Linked DNA regions of Homo sapiens: region 2 is linked to region 1. A link is a contact called in ENCODE Hi-C data. All regions are on one chromosome and are shown on one strand. Each heading gives the region's core, a stretch centred on a gene start or an enhancer-like site at or near the end of the contact. The rest is flanking DNA. Distances are from core to core; before and after follow the strand shown.

What was found. Hi-C counts contacts between places; a loop is a spot of excess contacts on that map. Pooled maps may share reads with other maps.
Region 2: a map with no recorded cell type shows a loop between it and region 1 (6-fold over the local background). The contact joins two enhancer-like sites. A Hi-C loop is called at or near these places in 5 of 37 single-sample maps with no recorded cell type and 3 of 50 pooled maps.

Annotation. Positions count from the first base shown.
Region 1 is chr1:219,187,110-219,189,960 of GRCh38, reverse strand. The region is part of intron 2 of LYPLAL1 (lysophospholipase like 1); the gene reads right to left. Among named protein-coding and RNA genes, the nearest start is that of LYPLAL1, 15 kb to the right of the region's middle. Within about 2 kb of position 1,505, at least 4 of the 41 ENCODE cell types and tissues checked have a DNase peak (open chromatin) inside an H3K27ac peak, as active enhancers do.
Region 2 is chr1:219,796,985-219,799,835 of GRCh38, reverse strand. LOC105372926 (a long non-coding RNA gene) reads left to right here. Exons shown (of 6, transcript XR_001738473.2): 3 at 2,538-2,584. Among named protein-coding and RNA genes, the nearest start is that of SLC30A10, 130 kb to the left of the region's middle. Within about 2 kb of position 1,400, at least 3 of the 41 ENCODE cell types and tissues checked have a DNase peak (open chromatin) inside an H3K27ac peak, as active enhancers do.

The DNA of each region.
Region 1 (2,851 bases), core at 256-2,755:
GTAAGTTCCCCTCTCCTATCATTACTCTAGTCTGTGTTTTCATACTTGTCCTAGCTATTCTCAGGCATCTATTGTTCTTGATTATCCAATAAATTTATCAAAAAATTTAGTAAACTTGAAACTATTTTCAAATAATTATCCTTAAAAAATCCTTTTGGAATTCTAATTAATATTGCATTATTGTCTGAGAATTACATTTTATGACATAAACCTATGAGGAGGGCAGATTTTTGCAGACTGAGCTTTTCCTTCATTGCTCTTTATCCAGGCTTTCAACTGCTGCAGAAAAGATAAAATCTTGCACCACCTCTATACTAGGACTCCAATAAGCATAAATTATCTCACAACCCCATATGCCTTCTGACCCCAGAAGCTGTGTGGCTCTAGAAAGGTAGATAAATTAGAATCAGAAGGGGAGAGAAGGCAGAAAGCATTCAAACCTTCCTCCTCCCAGAATCCCTTCTCAAAACTAGCTTCTTAACTAGTTTTGAGTTACTCATTTTCATTACTCTGAAAATGAGAGTAGGTGCTTTCCAAATAGTCATTGTCAGACAAAATGAAACCTCAAATTGTAGTCAAACTGTCACTAAAATCACAGTGAAGTTCTAAATCAAAATATCAAAAATACAACACTCACTTTAAAATTCAAATGAGCCTATTACCCTTCTGAATTGTTCTACTTCCCTTTTCATTTTACTCTGCTATTTCTGTGTTTATTTGTCTGTCTAAATACTTAAATAAGGATGATATCATAGGCTAAAATGTGAATCATTCTGGGAACTCAGCCATTAATGGAAAAAAGTGGCATTCACTTAACTTTTTTCTTTGACAATGCCTTAATTAGAGATAGATGCTCAGCAGAAGTAGAATCCCAATGTAAGTATGTTACTAATGTGGTAGCTAAGAAAATTAAAATTCTGTTCAAATGGAGTAATTGAGAAAATTTAACGAGACAAAAATAATTTAGAACTTTCTTGCTAAGAAAGCATAAACAAGAATGTATAAATCTCCTAAAATGTTAGAATAACATTTAAATAAAATATAAAAGTTTGTTTTTTAAACAGCTAAAAACTATCACATATGTTATACTCATTCACCTTCTTCCTCAAATAAATCACTTTATTAGCTGGTATAAAACTCCTCAGACATTACCACAATAAATAAATATGTTTGGCAAAGAACATCTGTGTGGTTCCTAAGTTAATCAATCAACCAACCCATTACACATTGGTAAAATATTAAGCTAGAATAAAATGTCCAAGGTTAAAAAAAAAAAAAAGTTGACATTCAGCTTGATACCAAGTTGTTTTTGATCTGTGTTGCCTTAAAGTCATAAAATCGAAAGTTCATTCATAACCTTTAAGTTAACAAATTGGCACCAGTCTTCCTCTTTATCCTCATTTCATACCACTTCTCTCTCCCACCCTTCACTAGGTTCCAGTCACATTTGTCACTTCCTTTTCTTCAAATAGTACGAGCTTATTATTAGTTGAGTGGCTTTGCATCTGATATCCCCACTACTTAGAGGGCTCTTTGCAACATTTCTGCATGGTGGGCTCCGACTGTTCATTTAGGTCTCAGCTCAAGTGTCACCTTCTCAGGGGAGCTTCTTTGACTCTCCAACTGAAAGTATACCTCCCTTTTACCCTGCAACACACACATATACTCTCTATCCCCAGTCTTAATACCATTTATCACTATTTGAAATTATTACATTTAATTTCCCTTTTATTTTCTGTCTCTACATGAGCTCATTGAGAGCAGGGACTTCATTCTTTCCACAGATACATACCCAGTGCTAAGAACAAAGCCTGACATAGAATAGATGCTAAATATTTGCTGAATAAATTTCAGTAATCATTTGTGCCACTTGGGAATAATTTGTGCCAGCCAGAAATAACAATGTCTAAAATTATTTTATTTTTGCTCCAAATATATTTTGACTTTAACTCTTATAAAATCTACACTGTGATTTGTAGAAAACAGTCCATTTTTGTTTCTTTTTTAAAAAATCATATCTAAGAAAACTTTTCCATACTAGTACCTATTTAAACATACCTAATACTTACCAAAGAAGTACATTATTTCTTCAAAATAGCTGTTTTTAGTAGGGTTCCTTACTAGCATACTTGTAGTACAGATATACTGTTATCAGGAGAGGGCTCTCCTACTATCATGCTTCAGATAGGAATTCTAAGTGATGGAGTAAAGAGGAATTCATGGTTTACTATGCCTAAATAAAAAGTGCCTAGTTTATTTTAGAATACATATTTACTGAAAAATACAAACATGGACTTTGTGTGGAAAAACAGTGAATCTAAAAGTATAGGCACTATGCAAATCTTATTACTTTTAGAATTTTTTAAAACACCAAAAGAAACTATATTATCATATAAATCATAAATGGCTTGTTAAAAATTATTTTTAAATGGAAATTCTAATAATAAACACAAACTAAGAAAATCTCTAATTGTAAATATAGCTAAAGCATGTTATAGAAATAAAAATCTTTATTGGGCACTTCATTTAAAGAGTCCAAATTACCACAGTGAAAAAAAAAAGCAGTATTTTCCATCTAAATCAACACAGCAAACTAATTGCTGACTTTTACTGACTATGCCCCTACCTTAGCTGATTTAAAACATCTATTAAATACAGTTGAGGAAAAGGGATACCTTATAATCAAAATGGTAATTCACAATTTAATCAAAACACACTTATATGCTGTAATAGACCACAACTGAGTATATACAATAAACTATTGTTCTCCTCTTAAGCTGTTTAAAATATGGTTGACTGTTGAAAACAAAAATTATAACCTTGTTTGATACAGTTTTCAATGTATGCAGAC
Region 2 (2,851 bases), core at 151-2,650, 610 kb before region 1:
CCTATCAACCCATCATCTAGGTATTCAGCCCAGCATGCATTAGCTATTTCCCTGATGCTCTCCCACCCTGCGCACTCCCCGCCCTAGCAGGCCCCAGTGTGTGTTGTTCCCCTCCCTGTGTCCATGTGTTTACATATGAAATGTATACTTTTTATCAGGATTCTTCCTCTTCATGAAATTTTTCTTGATTACCTCAGGCAGATATTATACCTCCAATTTCTTAGAATTCTGTCATACTTTCTATATCTCAAATTTTATCTCATTATTTTAGGGCAATGATCTCCTCAGCCGTAGTTAGGTAGACAGCTTGTGGTTTAGGCTTTAGATGAAGGTGTAGGAATAAGAAAAACGCAAAGAGGCAATTGAAAAGTATAAGATTACATGATCTAATGACCAAGATGAAATTACAAACTCCATTTCATGTGCGGTCTGAATTAAAAATACTTTAACTTGTGACAACATTTTCAAGTTAGCTCCTTGGGAGCTTTGTTAGGATAAAATGAGTAGGAGGAACTTACCCTTTGGTAAGAAAATACATCATAGTTTCCATGTCTCTCAAGGAACTGGAAGAGAGTGCTCATTCTTTTTTCTGGAAATTTAAGAAAATTATTTTATATTAAACAATTATCCTCTCTCCCTCCCTCCCTCCCTCCCTCCTCCCTCCCTTCCTTCCTTCCTCCCTCCCTCCCTCTCTCTCTCCTTTCTCTCTTTCCCTCTCTTTCTCTTTCTTTTTTTTTTCTTTCTTTTTTTTTTTTTTGTAGGATCTCCCTCTATCGCCCAGGCTGGAGTGCAGTGGTGTGGTCTCAGCTCATTGCAACCTCCGCATTCCAGGTTCAAGCAATTCTTCTGCCTCAGCCTCCTGAGTGGCTGGGATTAGAGGTGTTAGCCACCATGCCTGGCTAATTGTTTTTTTGTATTTTTAGTAGAGACAGGGTTTTGCCATTTGTCCAGGCTTGTCTTGAACTCCTGGCCTCAAGTGATCCACCCGCCTTGGCCTTCCAAAGTGCTAGGATTACAGGCATGAGTCACCATGCCCAGCCTACTATTATTTCTTGACAATCTTTCCTGAAGAATTTATCTTTATGTGACTGAATGTGAGTTAATTTGTTTTCTAGAAAGATGCATTAATACAAAACAATATTGGTTTTCCACTAGGCTTTTCTTTCTCTAAAGACCTTCAAGTCTTAAGAGAAATATGACATTGAGTGTGAAAGCAATATATTAGAGAAAATAAATATTCCCTGCCTCCAGCCTTCCATTTTAAATTTGGCTAAACTTTGGGAATCATTTTAGAAGAGTAGGGTAATATTTTGAGTGAGACTCTCTCAGATGCAGTTTAGTTGGGAATGAGTCATATGGGTGCTTTCTTAATGATACGTTATGACACATCACATGAAGATGACTGAATTTTCCTTTTCCTCTTTCTTTCCATTAGCACATTATCTACTTTGCCTCTTTTTCAATGATGAGTATCCAGCTTTGTCTTTTCACTTCCTTTCACATTTCAAGTCTGGTTTCACATTCAGAATTTATTAAAAATGACTTTGAGAAATGCTAATTTCACAACCATCTTCAAAGATTCTGTTCAGAGTTCTAGGATGGAGTTTAAGACATTGCATTTTCAGTGTCTACCACCATCACTCTCTGTCCCTAGAGGATTTAGGTACAGTTGGACTGTGGATTACGCTTTGAAAAATTCTGGACTAAAGGAGCTGATTGAACTTTATCTCTTATTACAGCATCTCTCTCCAATTGCCTTGGCCCATTAGTGAGCAACTACTAGATTTAAATTTGTATGTTTCTTCCAACGCATCTCTTTTGAAGGTTTATTATAGTGTTATGTACCCATTCAGAGCTTAGTACCTATAAATGGAGAGGATTCTCTGAAGATAACCTCCCTTTATCACTTCTAACCTCTTATTCTTGGGTTGTGACCATTTTGCTTACTCAGGGATTCCTAAATAGCCTTTTCAAAAAGTGCTCTAATGAGTAAATTAAAGTAAAAAGCATTTTTAATGATATTCATGTATCTGATAACGATTTGGACTTAACAATGCTGAAATTCTATAACTCAATGAAATGCACTTTTATAATGTTATACATCTATATTTAAATTACCTATTAAGATTTAAATCACAGCAAAACTTTCTTCTCTCAGATAATGCACTGTGGAAGTTATGAATTTACCTCTCATTTCTTTCCAGTAATTCTTTCTCCCATTTTGTGTGAGATATTTGTCTTTATAATTTGACATATTATTTTGGTGTTGCTTAAATATTGCAACTATTATGGGTAACTGAGCTGGCTATTGACATTGTTTGCCACTTATTATAAACAAGAAAATAATGAAGACAAGTCAAAAATGTCAGAACCTGTTAATGATGGGATCGCAGTTATGGTTGGATATACATCAAGGATGGGAGTAGCTAGCTGCTATTTATTATGACATTGTACCAAGTGTGTTAACTTTTGTTATTTCATTTTTTCTCATTTTATTCTTATTGACTCATGTAAGTATAATCATTCTAATGTTACAGAGGAGAAAACAGAATCTCAGAGAGTAACCTGCCTTAACCACAACAATGTAAGTAATAGAAGCAGAGCATGAATCCTGGCTTGCTTGACTCCAGAGTCTCAGCTTTCCCCACTACACTGTGCTGTTATGATGCTTAATTCATTTATTGTATGCCAACTTAATAAAAATAGATTTTATTCAGTGGAAACTCTCTGAATCATACTATATTGGTGGATGCATGTCATTATACATTTGTCCAAACCTGTAGAATAGAAAACACCCAGAATGAACCCTAATGCAAACTATGGACCTCAAGTGACAATGATGTGTCTATGT